2 separate regions of the Homo sapiens genome follow, and region 2 is linked to region 1. Evidence: chromatin loops called from intact Hi-C (ENCODE). Cell type or tissue: K562. All regions are shown on one strand. Each heading gives the region's core, and the rest is flanking DNA. Links, peaks and the distances in the headings are about the cores only.

What was found. Peaks named below come from ENCODE experiments on the same cell type or tissue, not always from the same donor. Only the 100,000 strongest peaks of a DNase experiment are listed, where the experiment ranks them.
Region 2: it touches region 1 in a loop (6-fold over the local background); 5 of 110 quality-filtered maps call a loop at or near these places.

Annotation. Positions count from the first base shown.
Region 1 is chr19:35,709,600-35,720,066 of GRCh38, reverse strand. ZBTB32 (zinc finger and BTB domain containing 32) reads right to left here. Exons shown (of 7, transcript NM_014383.3): 2 at 7,034-7,150; 3 at 4,560-5,544; 4 at 4,237-4,310; 5 at 4,060-4,128; 6 at 3,770-3,934; 7 at 3,029-3,589. The coding sequence starts at 5,440. The coding sequence ends at 3,315. It overlaps KMT2B (lysine methyltransferase 2B), which reads right to left and starts at 2,064. Exons shown (of 37, transcript NM_014727.3): 1 at 1,686-2,064; 2 at 526-598; 3 at 1-283. The coding sequence starts at 2,048. RefSeq lists silencers at 1,630-1,679, 1,730-1,809, 1,850-1,919, 1,940-1,989, 2,070-2,549 and 1 more and enhancers at 1,275-1,832, 3,120-3,399, 2,952-3,511, 6,560-6,639, 8,458-8,927. In K562, for the core only: CTCF peaks have their summits at 2,613, 3,002 (motif pointing right) and 4,947; DNase peaks (open chromatin) are centred at 2,146, 2,436, 2,976, 3,356 and 2 weaker places; H3K4me3 peaks cover 3,687 bases; H3K27me3 peaks cover 2,589 bases.
Region 2 is chr19:35,814,255-35,824,721 of GRCh38, reverse strand. No RefSeq gene overlaps it. Among named protein-coding and RNA genes, the nearest start is that of PRODH2, 6.6 kb to the right of the region's middle. In K562, for the core only: a CTCF peak has its summit at 4,549 (motif pointing right); DNase peaks (open chromatin) are centred at 1,953 and 4,561; H3K4me3 peaks cover 303 bases.

The DNA of each region.
Region 1 (10,467 bases), core at 1-8,000:
ACCACTACTGCTTGCTGCTTCCTCCTGCAGGGGCCTGCTGGCCGTCCTGGGGGCCGTCCCCGAGACCGCCGGGGGGTGGAGGGCTCACATGCCCGGCTCCGGGGTGCTTGGGGTGCCTGGGCCCGCCGGAGAAGTTCAGTCAGTGCCTGCACCATCCGTTCTGTGCCTTCCTCACCCCGTTTCCGGGCAGGGGTCTTTGGGGGGGTAGGAGCCACATCTGCTAGGCGAGGAGGAGGAAGGGGGGTCGTCTTATGCTTGCGACCCCGACCTCGGGGCGCTCGACCTAAAAGGAGAATAGTTGTGGGGAGATGGATCAAGCCAGCCCTACACACAGAGGAAGGCGCTCCAGGAGGGCAGGGACTAAGTCTTGCTTGTGTGTTTCCCCCGCTGCCCAGACTAGCTTGGACTCTGAACACAGAACACATTCGGCAACTGACAGAGGCTAGTTGAACAGGGAAGAGCTGACACGAAGGGCGAGGATAAATTCCTGTGACGCTAAAGAGGTGGAGTTCCCCCGTCACTCACCTCGCTGGGATCGGAGCGCAGAGCGCAGGGAACTGGGGGCCACATCTTCATCTGAATGAAAACCCTGAAACTCCTGATTTAGGGGACCGGGGTGGAGGGGAGAAACAGCAGTCAGTGCCAAAGCCCTCGTTCCATCTGAGGTATCGAGGAATATCCCCAGTTCCCACTTAGCATACCCCTGCCTATTTAAAAAGAACGAAAAAGACTCAAAGGTCGCGGGTAGTGGAAGAGAGGGTCTCTCCCTAGGGATGGAGGCGCCAGGTATTTCGAACTCCGATCCCCAGTGCCGGACCACACCAGCACAGCCAAAGCCATGGTTCACTGGCCCAAGAGAGAAGACGACAGGGTCTCCTCAGGAAAGGCAGCAGGCCCCATACTCAGATTCCTTCAGAGTCCAATTCAGACCAAAGTGGGACCTCCACTGACACCCTTTCGGGCCACAATTTATTTCTGCATTAAGTTGGGAACAGGGGCCCGCAAGTGAAGGGGCGGGGAGGGCATCAGATGGCTTTCGTACAGGCTCCACTGCGAGCTCTCAGGTTGTTATTAACCGTCCAGGGCAACGCAACCCACACCTTCCTGCCTGTTCTGAAAGGCTGGGGGAGAAATCCTGAGCTGAGCTCTGACCTGCTAGAGTGCCCAGTCCCGGCCTTCATCCCACTCCTGTTCAACCCGAGCCCCAAGAGGAAGCCCTCCACCACTCTACCTGAGATGCCAAGAGAAACTGGGGCCCTGGAGAAACCAGGAGGTTGCGAGGCCCGGCGGGGCGGCCCACAGGTAAGAGCCCAGACAGCTCCAACCTGTCTGCCAAGGCCACGCTGCCGCTGTCAACCACGACTGGCTGGACATGCAGTCCCCACTGCCTCCTCGCCCAAACCTCCACCGCCCTAGCTTTGCCAGCTGCCGAAAAGGATCGGCCCAAGACACTTCAGCGGGACCGACATCGGGCGCGAGTGCCTGGCTGCAGCCGGGGCTTCTCTACCCACTTCCAGAGGCCCTTTCCCCCGGAAGCTGCATGCAGCCGCCCTCCCTCCGTGCCCCGTCTCTCCGAAGGAACCCTGAGGACCCGGCCTGCCCACGCCGCCCCCGGGACAACCCAGACCCCTGGAAGCCCCGGCCTCCGCCCCACCCGGCGCCGGGGACGCCTCCAACCGCCTCACCTCCTCGTCGGATTCCCCGTCACTGCTCTCCTCCTCCGGCACGCAGCCTCGACTCGGGCCCCAGCCCCGGCCCCGACCCCGTCCCCGGCCCCGCTGGACCCGCGGGCCGGCCCACAGGCGGCGGAGCCGGCGCAGGCCCCGGCGGAGCCCCAGCAAACGGAGCAGGGCCGTGTCCTCCCCGGGCTCGGCTCCGCCCGGCCCCGTCGCGCCACCGCCGCGCCGCAGAGCTACCCGCACTCTTTCGGCCCCGTTGCCCCGTCCGCCGCGGCCCCCGCCCCCGCCGGCGCCCCGCGGCCGGCCCGGGAAGCGGCCCCGCGCGGAGCCAGGCCCGGGGCAACTGCCGCCGCCCGCCGCCGCCGCCATCTTGGCACCGTGAGAGGGGCCGGGGAGGCGGGGGGAGGGGCGGCCCGTGCGCAGGGCCGGGGGGAGGGGAGAGAGCGGGGGCGGGGCGGGGCGGCCGCGGCGCACGACAACAACCAGCGCCGCCGCGGGAGACCGGGGGCCGGGCCGGCCACGCGCAGGGCACCACGGGAGAGGGAGTCCGCGGCCGGCCGGCGCCCTCGGACCGCACCTGGGGAGCACAGACCCCCGCGTCGCGGCCGCAGAGGGGCGAACCGCGGGGGCCTCCGGGAAATGTAGTCCGGACGCCTCGCTTCTTCCGCCGGCAGCCAGGGCGCGAGGGCCGGGACGGCGGGGTTCCCGGCCAGGACCCGGAAAGCGGGTTGCCGGGTCTCCGGGAGGTGTGGTCCTAGCCCCAGGCTCCTCCCATTGTTCTTGGCTAGGCCGGCGGCCCGCGTGGACTACCACTCCCAGGGTGCCGCGGGCTCGGGCCCCGGGACCCCCGAGGCCCTGGGAAATGCAGTTCGCGGCTGCAGGAGGCGTGGGCTGGAGAAGGAGCGGTGGAAAGCATAGTCAGTCTCCGTTCCAGGCGCGACCTGGCGGCGGCTTGGCACGGTGTGGAGGGAAGACGCCGGAGAGGCCGCGGTCTCGGGGTCCGTGTGCTCCCGGAGAGGAGGCGGGTGGCCGAAAGCAGGGTCGGAGCACGCGTTCCTCTCTCTCCCGGGCCGAGCGTTCCCAGATCAGACTCCGCGCGCCGTGGATTGCAGTGGAAGGGGCGAGTGACTTGCGGTCGCACAGCCCCCACCAGTCCAGGACCGGCATGCCGCAAGGTGTGCCCGGACACCGAGTCCTCGGGGCCGGCTGCCTCCTGGGGAGGACGGGGCGCCTCGGGGGTGGAAGAAGTGTCCATCCCGCTGGACAGCGGACGCAGGGCCACCAGGGGCCGCTACAGGACAAGGGGCGTGGGCGGGGGTGTGCACAGACTAAACTCGGCTTTCTAGTCCTGAAGGGAGGGCACAGGAAACTCTTTATTATGGTGATGAGATCGACAATCTCCCCTACTGTTAACCTTCGCTCCTGCACACTTCAGTGTCCTCACTCTGTAGGGCTCGCTGGCCTGGGCTTCTGCGACCCGCGATCGTCCAGGAGAGGGCACTCGGCGCCCTTCCTGGGGCGCTTCTGGGGCGGAATTTGCTAGGCCGCCGTAGCAGCGGTGCCAGGTCAGAAGCCGAGCCGGCCCGCTTTTCGTTCTTTAATTGGACTCTTGGCTAAGACGCTACCGACACCCCGTCAGGTGGTGGAGGAAGAAGGACAACAGGGAGAGGTCGAGGGCCGAGACGGCCTCGAGGAGGAGTAGAGGAAGGTGGAGCGGATGGTCCATCCGGGCGGGAGTTGGCTGGGCGAGTGACCGCGCATGTGCGCCTGCATGGAGGCCAGGCTGGGACAGCCGGCCCCGCACAGGGAGCAGCGGTACGGAGCGGCCCCGTGTGTCCGCAGGTGCTTGGTCATGGCCGAGAAGTCCCGGGAGCGCTGAGGACAAAGGCTACAGGAGAAGGGCTTCTCTCCTAGAGCGGTCGGAAGGGGAGGCCGGTGAAGGAAGGAAGAAGGCGGCGAAAGCTGGCCAAGTTAGGGGTGGATCGGGCCACGGGGCTAGGGGATTGCGCGGGAACCGGGCACACAGGTGGAGACTCAGGAGCGGAGTTGGGAAGAAAGCCGACAGTTCACACAGGGCAGGGCGCCCATACCTGTGTGGACTCGGTAGTGCGTCTCCATCTGATGCTTGAGTGAAAACCTCTTTCCACAGACAGAGCACGCATAGGGCCGAGACCGAGCAGGAGGGGCCGGGGGAGGGTGCGGGCGAGGTGGGCAGCCTGCCTTGTCCTCATGACCCGCACAGGTTGCAAGTGCGCCTGTGGGGACAGAGAAGGCAAAGGAGGGCAGGGCCAGGAATCCCAGCGCCAACTCACTGTACCATTCAGGCAGGAAATCAAGGGCTACAGTGGGGCTGAGGCACGAGTGCCCCCGCCCGACTCACCTGTGTGCCCCTGATCAGACTCTTCCATCTCCCCAGGGCTGAGCTGTGCGGGGCCCTGGGGGAGGGAACCTGGAAGGAACAGTGGGAGGTAGGGGCCCTGCTCAGGCTGGACTCCTCGAGCCCCAGCCCAGAGAAGACACCATGTTACAGGTGTATGCAGGACAGCGAGGGGCTTACCTGGGGTAGGGCTGGAGGAGGCCAACTGGTTCTGGCTCCAGAGCCCTTTGGGGGCATTTAGGGACAGTGGGATCCTGGGATGGGGTGGGGAAGAGTTACAGCCTTGGCTAAACCTGGGAGCCTGGCCCCTTCGTGAAGAGGGGGTATCCCAAGTCCTCCCCCGGGGGCTGGGCTTTGGCGTGCCCTGTGGCAGCAGCTTCTTGTCTCTTCCCCAGCTCAGGAACTGTGCAGTAGAGATGCAGTGCCCTTCCACCCAGCAGGGCTGCCCCTCCTGGGCCATGCCCTCCCAGCCTGGAGGCAGAGCACTAGACCCCGCCACTCACCTCTGTTCCCGCCAGACCTCCTGCCAGGCTCCAGTGGTGGGGGTGCTATGGTAGAAGGGAATGCCATATCTGGGCGGCATCAGCAGGATGCTCCACAGGGCAGGCTGGCCCCCCACCAACCAAGGGGCCTCAGCCCACGAGGGCCTAGGGGTGACGCTGGTTTGCAGGGAGCCTGCTGGGGGAAGGGGGCCAGGGAGCTTGCGCAGACTTTCCTCAGAGCCCCCTGGATTTTCCCTCAACCACGTGAGCACTCCATGCTTCCCATCTGCTCCCCTTTGGCCAACAGGGGCTTGGAGGCGTTTCTCCTTTGACCTGGTCTGTTCCTGCTGAGCCTCCTGCGTTGCTCCTGCCATCTCGGGTCTGCCTCTTGGTGGCGAGTGCTTGTGCAACATCTCCTGTTCTCTCCCACCAGTTCTAGAAACCTGTTCTGGTTTCTGCTTCTCTCCAGGGTCCCCCAGTTCTCTCTCAGGATTCCTTGAGGGTTTCTCTGGCTCCTCCTGATGTTTCTTCAGGCCTGGATCTGGCTTTTTAGCCCTGTCCCCTCGAGCCCTCCAGCATGCCTCTTCCAGGGACTGCACTCCCAAGGCCCTGGCCGCCTCCTGAAGGGGCCTTAGCTCTCCAGGCTGCAGCTCTACACTCTCCCCATACACAAAGTTCAGGAGCTGGGCAAAGGTAGAAGGGCTGATGCCTTCTCCCAGAGCCCACTGGCCCCTGCGGCCCAGCTGCTGGCTGACACCTGCTAGCACCAGGCTGTGGGCGGGGAACTCCTGGCTCCCTACGGTGATCAGAGTATCACAGAGTGCTGGCCGGAGCCTGGCTGCTAGCTGTACCAGCCGATCAGAGCCATAGGGGCTGGGCAGTCTTATGGGGGGCAGGGACATTGTGCCTTGGCTTGGGTACCTAACTCAGAGGCTCTAAGAGGAAGTCCACAGTGTGAGGTCCATGGTTGAAAGGGGAGGGAGGAACATCTCATCTCATTTCAAGCCTGTGGATGTGAGGGGAGAGGGTGTGAGTTGCTGGTCCTAGATCAGAGCCCTCTGTCCTGAGTGAGCAAATAAAGTAACCCAAGAGAGGATTGGAGCTTATCCAGAATCATAGCAGGTAGGCATGGTGGCGAGAGAATGGAAATCAGACCAAATTCAGGACTTAAAGAGCAAGGGCCAGTCAGTTAACAGAAATATCTAGTAGTGGGTTTAAGACAGGCGTGCGGGAAGTCTGCCAGTTGGCAGTCTCTGACGTAAAAGATAGCAGATACTGCCACTTCTGCTTCTCCAAGCCCCTCTGCAGGGAAACACCTCTGCGCAAGCCAGGCTTTCTTCATTCCAGACAAGGATCACCACAAAACCCAGTCAACGCCGGCACTAAGGGATGGAGCATGACACAGTTTCACGGGAGAGCTTAGAAAGCTAGTGGGTCCTCCCCCAAAAGCCCATCGCTCCTGAAAGGCAGAGAGGGCAGCATGATAGGGATCCTGGCTGCAGGAGCGCAGGCGCTAAGGCATCCGGCAGTCATCACTGTGAAGCTGAAGCTTCTAGAACACATCCTCAGGGAAGGAACCAGACATTCCCATCCAGAGAAAGAGGAGAGCAGGTGCAGAAGCCACAGGAGAGGAGGCTCCTGACCCAATGATGGAGAGACCTTTTGGAGAATGGACTCCTGAGGAGATGGGAGGAAAGGACGTGGGGACTGGAGACAGGGAGGCTGTTTCCTCTCAAGATTTGGGTAAGGAGATGGTTTAATTTGTTTTTCATAAGACAAAAAGTGAAGAATAGAAAGACAGCACCCAACCAGGCAGGAGTTTCTCACACATCAAAACCACCACATTGGCTTTTAAGAAGAGAGCTGGGAACCCAGATACGAAGAGAACCAGAACCTCAGTGTCTTAGCACCCAGCAGGCAGAGTCCTAGGTGCAGGTTCCCTGTGAGCAAGGGCCCTTGGGGCAGGGAGGGCTGCACTTGGACACCTCAGGGAGAGGGCTCTAGGTTGGCAGGGAGGAGACAGAAAGAGTTGTGATGGGAAGAAGGCCTCAGCTGGAGAGAGGCTATCACTCACCGCTTGTAGCTTCTTCCAGGACACCGCATGCTCTGAACTACTGTTGGGGCTCCTGGGGCCCCCCCTGGAGCTAGCCCCGCCCCTGACCTCACAGGCCTCCATTGGATGTCCCAAGTATCAGTCTGCCACAGTCCCCCCGAAGGGGTGTGGTTTTCTAACCCTGCCTCTGCCTTCTGCCTGCAGGAGAGACCACCCCCTCTACCTCCAGAATGCACACATTCTGCCCCTAGCCTCCTGTCTCCTCACTTCGTTTGTGAACTCCTAGAGTCAAAGAAGTGTATCTGTGGCAGCAAGGACCTTGGAATAATCAGCCCTGCCTTTGAGTTTCATCTCTGCCATTTACTATTTGAGTCACCTTGGGCAAGTCACTTCTCTGGGCCTCAGTAACCTCATTCATGAAATAGGCATAATATCTGCTTACCTCATTTGGAGGTGGGGGTGAAGATGAAATGACGTGACGAATATGAGTGTGGTTTGTAAGTACACAGTAGCATTCAGTGGTATGGTTGTTTCTTAGAGATGACGGCAGAGCACACAGCTGCAGAAGTAAAAAGGATTGAAACATTTGGATCCCAAGAATAGGGTGGAGGAGCCAGAAGCTGGCCTCCTCCCTCTCCCTGACTTGGTACTGGGAAGCCTCATTTGCTGCCTGGGAATGACCTGGGGGTGGGTGTGTGAGTGACTCAGATCCTCCCATCAAGCTCTGAAAGGGGCAACCCCAGGAAGGACGTGTGGTGGTCTTCGAAGAGAAAAATCTCCTTTTCTTGGGCTGATGACAAATGACATTTCTCTGAAATCAGGACTTGGGTTTCTTTCACTTCCTGCCCAAGGGGTCAAGGTCCCCGGAGGTTTCCCCTCTTTTCACACTTCAGAACTCTTTAATCTGGGGAAGGGATGGGGTCTTAGAGGCTCAACTTTCTTTTTCTGTTTCTTATTATTCTCTTATCCCTGATCCTATAGCAAAATTTTCATTTATCCAACAAATTTTGATGACATGTTTATTTTGAGACGGGGTCTTGCTCTGTTGCCCAGTGGTACGATCACGGCTCACTGCAGCCTTAGCTTCCTGGGCTCACATGATCCTCCCACCTCAGCCTGTTGAGTAGCTGGGACTACAGGTTTGAGCCACCATGCCTAGCTAATTTTGAATTTTTGGTAGAGACAGGGGTCTCACTATGTTACCCAGGCTGGTCTTGAACTCTTGGGCTCAAATGATCCGCCTGCCTTGGCCTCCCGAAGTGCTGGGATTATAGGCGTGAGCCACTGCGCCCAGCGGATAAAGCATTTATGATATGTGCCTGGCGTATATTAGATACACAGTAAATGACTGGAAGATAAACAAGTCAGGTACTGGTAAGCTGCTCTGGTGACAAGGCACAGTCGGCTTCCCCATAGGCTTCTCTTTTTTTTTTTTTTTTTTTTTTTTTTTTGAGACGCAGTCTCGCTCTGTCTCCCAGACTGGAGTGCAGTGGCGCAATCTCAGCTCACTGCGACCTCTGCCTCCCAGGTTCAAGCGATTCTCCTGCCTCAGCCTCCCGAGTAGCTGGGATTACAGGCGCCCGCCACCACGCCCGGCTAATTTTTGTACTTTTAGTAGTGACAGGGTTTCGCCATGTTGGCCAGGCTGGTCTCGAATTCCTGATGTCAAGTGAGCCACCCACCTCGGCCTCCCAAAGTGCTGGGATTGCGCCCGGCCTCCCATAGGCTTCTCTTAAGGGGGAAGGATCTAAGAGTCCTTGTCCCCTCCTAGATGCAAATACTGTCCCTAAGCTCCCGTTTCTTCCTTTGGCTCCAGGACCCTCGAATGTTCAGACCAGCCTCCCACTCTCTCTTTCCAGGCCTACCACGCCTTCCCTCCACATGGGTGCAGGCACATGTTAACCCTTCCTAGATCAGACAGGGTGTGTCAATGGGTGAGGCTGGTGGAGGGGCAACAGGGTGGGGAGAGGGGAAGATGAGTCAGAACGAAAGGGAAAATGCAAATGTGAGAGCTGTGTTCATCTGCTACTCTGAACGTTAACTATTTTCCATTTCTGAGCTTTCCAATTCCTCACACCACCACACCCATATAAAAGACACATAAAGCATCAGTCCCTCTGATATGTATGTACGCAGAGGGAAACACCCTTCCTCCAACACAGAAATACAGAGTCCCTCAAGACAAGGAAGGAGTGCGGAAAGCCCTGAGGGACTAGCCCCAGGGATGAGGAAAGGTACAGGGGTCTGGACGATTACATGGTCACCCCTCTGAGTGTGGCCCCCTCGCTTTCCAGCCCCACATCATGTGCTTGTGACTCAGCTCCCCCGCTGGTTTGCTCATTGATGATCGAGAGAGTTGGAGACTGCTCAAAGGGCAGCATTCTGTGTAAGCCAAATATAGTTGACAGGGAGCATCAGTGGGCTTTCGGGGAACCTAAAAGGGAGGAGGGGCAAGGGAACTCCCCTTTCAGTGAACAAAAGCCCCCAAGAATGGGGAACCCCACCTAAGGATATCCCCTTAGAGACCGCCTCCTAGAATTATCTCCAGGGCCCTTTGCACTGCAACCCTTATGCTGATGACACCCTGAGCACTTCTCTAGCCTCTTCCTGCATTCTTGACAGTGCAACCCAAGCCATCCTGCACTGAGCACAGATGGCAGAAGCAGACAGCACTTTGACTTGGAAGAGTAGGGACACTGCTGGTGCTGTTTTGTTTTTATTTTGAGACAGAGTCTTGTTCTGTCACCCAAGCTGGAGTGCAGTGGCGCCATCTCGGCTCACTGCAACCTCTGCCTCTGGGTTCAAGCGACTCTTGTGCCTCAGCCTTCCAAGTATCTGGGGTTACGGGCATGCACCATCACACCCGGCTAATTTTTTTGTATTTTTAGTAGAGATGGGGTTTCACCATGTTAGCCAGGCTGGTCTCGAACTCCTAACCTCAGGTGATCCACTGCTGGGATTACAGGTGTGAGCCACCATGCCTGGTCTGTTGCTGTTCTTAAAAGTACTCCCCCTCCCTAGACTCAAAAACCTTGCCCCCCCTTCCTCTTCCTGGGCTGACTCGGTAGGAATCATCTGCAGTTGTCTCTCTGGAAAGAGCAAAGAAACAACAGGTTATGCAGACACAAGCCTGTGTCCTGCCAGAGGGTAGAGCAGGTAGAGAGATTAGGTAGGGCATGATTGGAAGGGGAGTATGTGATAAAAGGCAATATGATATCAGCCTCTCAGTCCTTTTTAATACTTATATTACTTTCTTTTTTTTTTTGAGACAGAGTTTCACTCTTGTTGCCCAGGCTGGAGTACAATGGCGCTATCTTGGCTCACTGCAACCTCCGCCTCCCGGTTCAAGCAATTCTCCTGCCTCAGCCTCCCAAGTAGCTGGGATTACAGGCAACTGCTACCATGCCTGACTAATTTTTTGTATTTTTATTAGAGATGGTGTTTCACCATGTTGGCCAGGCTGGTCTCAAATTCTTGATGTCAGGTGATCCACCCACCTCGGCTTCACAAAGTGCTGGGATTACAGGCGTGAGCCTACATGCCCGGCCTAATACTCGTATTACTGAATAAAATTTGAAATCTGATTTTTTTTTTTTTGAGACAGAGTCTTGCTCTATTGCCCAGGCTGGAGTGCAGTGGCGCAATCTCGGCTCACTGTAACCTCCGCCTCCTGGGTTCAAGTGATTCTCCTGCCTCAGCCTCCCGAGTAGCTGGGATCACAGGTGTGCATCACCAAACCCGGCTAATTTTTTGTATTTTTAGTAGAGACAGGGTTTCACCATGTTGGCCAGGCTGGTCTCGAACTCCTGACCTCATGATCTGCCCGCCTTGGCATCCCAAAATGCTGTGATACAGGCATGAGGCACCACGCCTGGC
Region 2 (10,467 bases), core at 1,187-9,186, 100 kb before region 1:
GACCACACTTCTACTTGATTAACCATATTATCAAAACTTTCTAGTTCACGTGTTTGTCAATATATTTATTTTTCTTTTGTTTTCTTTTTTACAAATACACCCCAATTGTTGTATGACAATGTTATTTTTTATCAGCACAGACTAAAATAAGTTTTTACACCACAGCACTGGAATACATAAACACATTAAGATCTAAATGATTTCCCTGTAATTAAAAGGTGACTTCATTTCTAACAGTAGAATTTTTCTAATTGTATATTTTTTCTTTTTGTTTCAAATAAATCCACAGCCAACAACATGTAATTGTATATTTTTCCTTTTCAAAGAAAAAACCTACAACATTCTTTTTTAATTTTTATTTTTTATTTTTGTTTTTATTTTTTATTATTATTATTATTATTATTATTATTATTATTATTTTGAGAGAAGTCTTGCTCTTATCCCCCAGGTTTGAGTGCAATGGCTCGAACTCTGCTCACTGCAACGTCTGCCTCCCAGGTTGAAACGGTTCTCTTGCCTCTGCCTCCCAAGTAGCTGGGATTAAGTCGCCTGCCATCACGCCTGGCTAATTTTTGTATATTTTAGTAGAGACGGGGTTTCACCATGTTGGCCAGGCTGGTTTCGAACTCCTGACCTCAAGTGGTCCGCCCGCCTCGGCCTCCCAAAGTGCTGGGATTACAGGCATGAGCCACTGCGCCTGGCCTATTTTTATTTTTTTGAGACAGAGTCTCACTTTGTCACCCAGGCTGCGAATACAGTGGCACGATCTCGGCTTATTGCATCCTCTGCCTCCTTGTTTCAAGTGATTCTCCTGCCCCAGCCTCCCGAGTAGCTGGGACTACAGGCGCCCACCACCACGCCTAGCTAACTTTTTGTATTTTTAGTAGAGACGGGGTTTCACCATGTTGGTCAGGCTGGTCTCGAACTCCTGACCTTGTGATCCGCCCGCCTCGGCCTCCCAAAGTGCTGGGATTACAGGTGTGAGCCACTGTGCCCAGCCTTTTTTTTTTTTTTTTTTTTTTTGAGACACAGTTTATCTCTGTCACCTAGGCTGGAGTTCAGTGGCACGATCTTGGCTCACTGCAACCCCTGCCTCCTGGGTTCAAGCAATTTTTGAACCTCAGCCTCCCAAGTAGATGGGACTACAGGTGTATGCCACCACACCCAGATAATTTTTGTATTTTTATTCTTTTTTATTTTATTTTTTTGAGACAGAGTCTCACTCTGTAGTCCAGGTTGGAGTGCAGTGGCGTTATTTCGGCTCACTGCATCCTCTGCCTCCTGGTTCAAGAGATTCTCTTGCCTCAGCCTCCCGCATAGCTGGGATTACAGGTGTGCGCCACCACGCCCAATTAATTTTTGTATTTTTAGTAGAGATGGGGTTTTGCCATGTTGGCCAGGCTGGTCTTGAACCCCTGACCTCAAGTGATCTGCCCGCCTCAGTCTCACAAAGTGCTGGGATTACAGGCGTGAGCCACCATTCCCTGCAAAACCTAGAACATTCTATTCTACATTGGCTTAAGCAGGAAAGGAAATTTGTTGGCTCTTGCAGCTGACAATTGCAGGGGGTAGCGTTGGCTTCAGACACTGCCAGACCTAGTATTGAAACATAGCCATGCAAGGTCTAGCTTCATTCTCGGGTAGACCCTTTATTTGGGAAACAGAGAAGACCACTTGTAGTTCTAGGCTGGTATCCCATGAGCTCAGCAGCCAGAGTGCCTCTTTATGCCAATAGTTCTGGAAAGCTCTGGGGCTGTCTTTCATCAGCCCAGGCTGGGTCTTATGCCTGTCCTGGAACCAACCACTGTGGCCAAGGAATATGCTGCTAAGCCAGGTCCTGGGTTGCTCAGCACCATGAACCACTTGGAAGAAGCTCTCCAAAGTAACCGCAGGCTGTGGCTGGGTCTCTTCATGCAGTTCCTACTTCCTCCTCTCCTTTTTCTGATTCAGTGTAGCGGACATCTATTGCTTCTGCCTTCCCCGGATCTAGTCCCCCTTAATCTATACAGATATTGATGAACAAGACAAATGCCTAGTTGTACCAAGCCACTGGATCCAGCCACACCTGAAGTCAGGGCTACTTCTAGACTACCAGTTTCCCTCCCCACTTAGGTCAGTCTGAATGTCATTTTCAGTTAGTTGCAACCATAAATGTCCTTCACTCTTTTTTTTTTTTTTTTTTTTTTGAGACGGAGTCTCGCTGTCACTCAGGCTGGAGTGCAGTGGCGCGATCTCGGCTCACTGCAGGCTCCGCGCCCCAGGGTTCATGCCATTCTCCTGCCTCAGCCTCCCACGTAGCTGGGACTACAGGCACCTGTCACCTCGCCCGGCTAATTTTTTGTATTTTTAGTAGAGACGGGGTTTCACCGTGTTGGCCAGGATGGTCTCGATCTCCTGACCTTGTGATCCGCCCTCCTTGGCCTCCCAAAGTGCTGGGATTACCAGGCGTGAGCCACCGCGCCCGGCCTAAATGTCCTTCACTCTTAAACCAGTTTGAATGAGGTCTTTAGTTAACTGAGGAGGAAATAAATAATTTGCAAGGGGTGGAAACTCAAATTAGTAGAGCCTAAAAAGCATGTATTGCATTAGTTACTTGGGGAAAAATAGTAATTTCACAGTGGATAAACCTGACAGATGTCACCTTCACCAGATGATCAAAGTTGATGCTACCAGTCATGGGACAAACTGACACAAGGAGCCCCCTGATATAAAATACTGAGAAGGGGCCAGGCGTGGTGGCTCATACCTGTAATCCCAGCACCTTGGGAGGCAGAGGTGAGCAGATCACCTCAGGTCAGGAGTTCAAGACCAGCCTGACCAACATGTGAAACCCTGTGTCTACTAAAAATATAAAAATTAGCTGAGAGTGGTGGCACGTGCCTGTAATCCCAGCTACTCAGGAGGCTTGAACCCAGGAGGCGGAGGCTGCAGTGAGCCGACACCGTGCCACTGCACTCCAGCCTGGGCGACGGAGCGAGACTCTGTCTCAAAAAAAAAAAAAAATTACTGAGAAGGATACAACCACATGTTACTAATACTACTGACTATAAAAGTGCATAACCTGAGCCGGGGCTCATGCCTGTAATCCCAGCACTTTGGGAGGCCAAGATGTGTAGATTGCTTGAGACCAGGAGTTTGAGACCAGCCTGGGTAAAATGGTGAAACCCTGTTTCTACAAAATAATACAAAAATTAGCTGGACATGGTGGTGTGCAACGGTAGCCTCAAGTACTCAGGAGGCTGAGGTGGGAGGATTGCTTGAGCCCAGGAATTCAAGGCTGCAGTGAGCCATCATCACACCACTGCACTCCAGCTTGGGCAACAGAGCCAGACCCTGTCTCAACAAACAAACAAAGAGTCTGGTTACCTTTGGGAGAGAGGGGGATGGTGATTGAAACTGGCACCAGGAAGGCTTGGGGTGAGAATCCTCATAATGTTGTTTTCTTTTCTTTCTTTCTTTTTTTTTTTTTTTTTTTTTTTGATATGGTGTCTTGCTCTGTCTCCCAGGCTGGAGTGCAGTGGTGTGATGATGGCTCACTGCAGCCTCCAACTCTTGGGCTCAAGCGATCCTCCCACCTCAGCCTCCTGTGTAGCTGGGACTACAAGTGTGCACCACCACACATGGCTAATTTTTTATCTTTGTAGAGACAGAGTTTCACTATGTTGTCCAGGTTGGGCCCAAGCGATCCTCCTGCCTTGGCCTCCCGAAGTGCTGGGATTACGAAGTTGTTTTCTTGACTTGGGTGTTAGTTATTCAAGTGTCACTTGCGTCAAATTTACTTTCTGGTCACTTCCTGAAAATTCATACTGAACACATGATATGGGCACATTTCTTTATGTGTGCTATACTTCATTCAGAATTTTACATTACATCTCATAGGTGGCATTGTTGGAATTGTGATTCTTCTGATATGATGTATAACCATTGGTGCCATTCTGAACAAAAAAGTACACAATTTTCACTTTCTTTACATCAGAAGCCGGGCACAGTGGCTCACGCCTGTAATCCCAGTACTTTGGGAGGCCAAGGCAGGAGGATCACTTGAGGTCAGGAATTTGAGACCAGCCTGGCCAACATGGTGAAACTCCCTCTCTATTAAAAATACAAAAAATTAGCTGGGCGTGGTGGCACAGGCCTGTAAACCCAGCTACTTGGGAGGCTGAGGCAGAAGAATCACTGGAACCCGGGAGGCAGAGGTTCTAGTGAGTTGAGATGGCACCACTGCACTCCAGCCTGAGCAACAGAGCGAGATTCTGTCTCCAAAAAAAATAGATAAATAAAAATAAATTTACATCATAGTTTCATTTCAGAAAATGTCAATATATTTTAAACCATACCAAAATTTTGTGTGTATGGTATATGTGTTATATTAATAATTTCAGATAACTGTAAACTTATTTTACGCACAGAAGCGCCTGCAAAGACATTTACAAACTGTTCTGGATGCAGATTTCAGCGTCCAGCATTCCTGGTCCTGCCTCTAGATGCCTGTAATGCCCTCCAATCAATGCTGCAGCCAAAAACAATTATGCAAATTTCCCAAGCTCCCACCAGGGTGCGGTCGTGTCCCGTTTGAGAAGAACCAATCCATGAGGGGATTCTGAATGAGCATGTGTGTGTGTGTGTGTGTGTGTGTGTGTGTGTGTGTGTGTGTGTGTGTGTGTACATTGGGTTCCAGAGCTCAGGAGAGAGGTCTGTGCTGGAGATTAAAACTGGCTGGACTGTCCTCTGCTCCTAAGCTGTCACCAAACTCCAGTATTAAGGGATAAGTAGCTGTGCAGGGGCTGGAGACAAAGAAGACTCCAGGAGCACAGTGTGGGAAGGGATTTCCCTAAAATTGTTGCTGGAGAATAACCCCCAAGTCAGGGAGTGGTAGGAATTAAGGCTAGTGAGATGGCCAAAGATAAACCACAAAGCTCATCTTATGGGTTTGTGCTTTATCCTGTGGGTGACAGGAAGCCAATGAGTCGCTGCAGCAGCAGTGACAGACAGCATTTATGAGCTCCTAACACATGCCAGCTCACATTCTATGTTCTGTATATGTATCACCTCCTGGAACCATCAGAGTCACGCATGAGTCCAGTTTTTTGTTTCATTTTGTTTTTAATTATTTGTTTATTTAGAGAGAGAGTGCACCTGTGTTGCTGCTGGAGTGCAGTTATGCGATCTTGGCTCACTGCAACCTCCACCTCCCGGGTTCAAGCGATTCTTATGCCTCAGCCTCCCGGTAGCTGGGATTACAGGCGCCTGCCACCACCCCCAGCTAGTTTTTGTATTTTTAGTAGAGAAGAGGTTTCGCCATGTTGGCCAGGCTGGTCTCAAACTCCTGACCTCAGGTGATCCACCCGCCACGGCCTCCCAAAGTGCTGGTACTGCAGGCATGAGCCACCACGCCCCAGGTAGGTTTTGTGCATTGGTTGAGCACTCTTGAAGCTCCAGAAACAGGCACAGCACTGGAGCTGGCTGGAATACCTTATTCTTCAATCCCAGTGATTGGTATGGGGTCACCTGGTGACCCAACCAGAGAGAATAAGAGGGACTCTCCCACCTATGGCTCTGCCTCTCTGCTGGTGTTAGAGCCCCTTTGCCTCTTACCACAAAATGGACAATCACCCACAGAAGGACCGGCTGGGAACTTTATTCCAGAACCTTCCATGGCTACTGTTGAGCAGCCCATTGTGTTCTGTTTTGCAGGGCACTCAGGATTCCCCAGTGACCAGGTGTGGGTGGCTCATGTCTGTAATCCAAGCACTTTGGGAGGCTGAGACAGGAGGACCACCTGAGACCAGGAGTTCCAGACCAGCCCAGGCAGCACAGAGAGACCCCATCTCTACAAAAAACACAAAAATTACCCAGCTGTGGTGCCACACTCCTGTAGTCCCAGCAACTCGGGAGACTGAGGCAGGAGGATCCCTTGAGCCCAGTAGTTCAAAGCTGCAGTGAGCTATGAGAGCTATGATCGATCACACCACTGTACTACAGCCTGGGTGACAGAACAGGACCCTGTCTCTAAAACAAAACGAAACAAAAATTCTCTCCACCTAGTCTCTCCCTCTCCCACACTCTCATTTTCAACTTCACTTTCCCCCAATCCAGGTTGTGTGCCTCAGATAGGTGAGAAAAATGCTTTTCCTTCTTATAGCCATATTTGTTTCTACCTCCTTGCCTTTAATTTGTCTGTGGTCTCAACCTGGGATACCCACCCTCTTGATGTAATTGAATTGGTGGAGCATCTAGTCCAGGCTACACTCTGGAGGATGCAAAGATAAATAATAGACCTCGGTAGCTTCAATGCTCTGCCATTTCAGTATGATGTGTTTAGGCATGGATTTCTTTAGTGTTTGTTTGTTTGTTTGCTTGTTTGTTTGTTTTGAGATGGAGTCTCACTCTGTCACCAAGGCTGGAGTGCAATGGGCGATCTCAGCTCACTGCAACCTCTGCCTCCCAGGTTCGAGGGATTCTTCTGCCTCAGCCTCCCGAGTAGCTGGGATTACCAGCACGTGCCACCACGCCCAACTAATTTTTGTATTTTTAGTAGAGGCAGGTTTTCACCATTTGGCCGGGCTGGTCTCGAACTCCTGACCTCGTGATCTGCCCGCCTCAGCCTCCCAAAGTGTTGGGATTACAGGTACGAGCCACCACACCCGGCCTCTTTTGTTTTATCTAGCTTAAGATATCTTTGCTTCTTTGTGAATATGTATTTTTCATCAGTTCTGGAAAATTCTCAGCCATTATTTCTTCCAAGATTGCCTCTCTTCTATACTCTCTAATTTCTACCTTTTTTTTTTTTTTTTTTTCTTGAGACGGAGTCTCACTCTGTTGCCCAGGCTGGAGTGCAATAGCGCCATCTCGGCTCACTGTAACTTCCACCTCCCCGGTTCAAGCGATTATCCTGCCTCAGCCTCCTGAGTAGTTGGGATTACAGGCACGCGCCATCACGCCCGGCTAATTTTTGTATTTTTAGTAGAGGCGGAGTTTCACCATGTTGGCCAGGCTGGTCTCAAACTGCTGACCTCAGGTGATCCGCCCGCCTCAGCCTCCCAAAGTGCTGGGATTACAGGCGTGGCCTGGAGGTTTTTGTTTTTAAAGCAGCTCTTAGAACCAGGCCGGCAACCTTTAATATGCAAATGCAGGCCACCCAACTGGGTCCACCCAAACATGGCGATTCCCAAGGCCATGTTTGGGAGGTCGAGGCAGGCGGATTGCCTGAGCTCAGGAGTTCGAGACCAGCCTGGCCAACATGGTGAAACCCCATCTCTACTAAAAGAATACAAAAAATTAGCTGGGCGTGGCGGTGTGCGCCTGTAGTCCCAGCTACTTGGGAGGCAGAGGTGGAGAATCGCTTGAACCCAGGAGGCAGAGGTTGCAGTGAGCCGAGATCGCGCCGTGCATTCCAGCTGGTGACAGAGCAAGACTATGTCTCATTAAAAAAAAAAAAACAAAAAAACTTCGAGGCCGGGCGCGGTGGCTCACACCTGTAATCCCAGAACTTTGGGAGGCCGAGGCGGGCGGATCACAAGGTCAGGAGTTTGAGACCAACCTGGCCAACAATGTGAAATACCTGTCTCTACTTAAAAAAAAAAAAAACACACACACACACACAAATTAGCCGGGCATGGTGGCGTGTGCCTCATGGCCTGCAACTGTAATCACAGCTACTCGGGAGCCTGAGGCAGGAGCATGCTTGAATGCGGGAGGTGGAGGTTTCAGTGAGCCGACATTGTGCACTCCAGCCTGGGCGACAGAGTGAGACCCTGTCTCAAAAAAAAAAAAAAAAAAAAAGGTGGGTCTTATCCAGAATCTGCTTGAATTGATGTGATGCAATCTATAAGTCCCTTGTCCAGCAAATACCAAAGAAATCTATTAAATTAGTTACCCATTCAACAAAAATAAGTCCATTCAACAAAAATAAGTCCTGTGTTAAGCAGTAGGGATAAATTAATGACAAAACCAAATGTGACCCCCCGACCTCATGGTGTTCACAGTCTAGCAGGGGCGTGGGGAGAGAAACTGAGTCTTCACTCACAGACGAATAAACATGACAAGAGCTACAAGGCTGGTGTTAAAATGTGAAAGGGTAAAACTCCCCCTCATCTGGGAGGGGCTGCTCAAGGCAGACCTCCTTGAGGGGGTGTCTTAAACCCTGACACCTGAGGGCAGGTGGGAGTTAATTAGGGAAAGAAGGAAGGGTGGAGTTTTCAGGGAAAAGGAACAGCGGAAATGCAACAGCAGGAAGCTGGGTGTGTTCCAGGGACAGTGAAAAGACAAAGAGGGAGGGAGGACCCCATTTAGAGAGGCTAAGGTGTCCGATTGTAGGGGCCGTGCCTCTTCACCTGGGTGAACATTTGAACCACCAGGGGAGCTTTCAACACCCCAATGCCTACCCAGTAATCACATTTCTGGGGATGAGGCCCTAGGCTGGGCGTGGTGGCTCACGTCTGTAATCCCAGCACGTTGGGAGGCCAAGGTAGGCGGATCATCTGAGGCCAGGAGTTCAAGACCAGCCTGGTTAATATGGTGAAACCCCGCCTCTCCTAAAAGTACAAAAATTAGCCGGGCATGGTAGCAGACACCTGTAATCCCAGCTACTTGGGAGGCTGAGGCAGGAGAATCACTTGAACCTGGGAGGCGGAGGTTGCAGTGAGCAGACATCTGCAGCCTAGGCAACAGAGCAAGATGGAGCCAAAAAAAAAAAGAAAAGAAAAAAAAGGCAGGCCAAGTACAGAGGCTCATGCCTATAAGCTTAGCGTTTGGGAGGCCAAGGTAGGAGGATTGTTTGAGCCTAGGAGTTTGAGGCTGTAGTGAGCCATGATCATGCTGGAGCATTCCAGCCTGGGTGACAGAGTGAGATCCCCCATCACAAAAAAGAAAGGAAAAAAAAATTTTTTTAAATTTAGCTGGGCATAGTGGCATGTGCCTATAGTCCCAGCTACTTGGGAGGCAGAGGTGGGAGGATCACCTGAGCCTGGGAGGTTGAGGCTGCAGTGAGCCGAAATTGTGCCACTGCACTCCAGCCTGGGCAACAGAGTGAGACCCTGTCTCAAAAATGAATAAATAAATAAATACACACATACATACATACATACATACATAAATAAGAAAATAAATAAAAATTTCAAGGCCGGGCGCAGTGTGGCTCACGCCTGTAATCCCAGCAGTTTGGGAAGCCGAGGCGGGTGGATCACGAGGTCAGGAGATTGAGACCATCCTGGCTAACATGGTAAAACCCCGTCTCTACTAAAAATACAAAAAATTAGCCGGGCGTGGTGGTGGGTGCCTGTAGTCCCAGCTACTCGGGAGGCTGAGGCAGGAGAATGGCATGAACTCAGGAGGCGGAGCTTGCAGTGAGCCAAGATTGCGCCACTGCACTCCAGCCTGGGGGACAGAGCAAGACTCCGTCTCAAAAAAAAAAAACTTACAATGTGAGGGCCAGGTGCCGTGGCTCATGCCTGAAATCCCAACACTTTGGGAGGCCCAAGGTGAGAGGACTGCTTGAGTCCAGGGGTTCAAGACCAGCCTAGGCAGCATAGTAAGACTCTGTCTCTACCAAAAAAACAATTAAAAATTACCCTCGGTGTGATCACATGCACCTGTAATCCCAGCTACTTGGGAGGTGGAGGTGGTGGGTGGGGGGATTGCTTGAGCCCAGAAGTTTGAGGCTGCAGTGAGCAGTGATCACCCCACTGCACTCCAGCCTGGAAGACAGAGCAAGACTCTGTCTCAAAAACAAAACAAAAAAAACCTTACAATGTGAACAACTATGAATCATCATCCATGTTAAGACCTAGGACTCCTAGGACCTAGAAGCCACTGCCAGGCACAGTGGCTCACACCTGTAATCCCAGCACTTTGGGAGGCCAAGGCAGGTGGATCATGAGGTCAGGAGTTCAAGACCAGCCTGGCCAAGATGGTGAAACCGTGACTCTACTAAAAACACAAAAGTTAGCCAGGCGCGGTGGCAGACGCCTGTAATCCTAGCTACTCGGGAGGCTGAGGCAGGATAATTGCTTGAACCCGGGGGCAGAGGCTGTAGTGAGCCGAGATCGTGCCACTGCACTCCAGCCTGGGCAACAGAGTAAGACTCTGTCTCAAAAAAAAAAAAAAAAAAAAAAAAAGACCTAGGACTTCACGCCTGTAATCCCAGCATGTTGGGAGGACAAGTAGGGTGGATCACTTGAGGTCAGGAGCTCAAGACCAGCCTGGCCAACATGGTGAAACCCCATATCTACAAAAATACAAAAATTAGCCAGGTGTGGTGGTGGGTGCCTGTAGTCCCAGCTACTCAGGGGGCTAAAGCAGAAGAATCACTTGAACCCGGGAGATGGGGGTTGCAGTGAGCCGAGATCGCACCACTGCACTCCAGCCTGGGTGACAGAGCAAGGATACGTCTAACAAAACAAAACAAAAAAATTAAGACATATGGTTTCCATTTTAAAAAAAGAAAATAGGATATAGAAGTCCCCATAT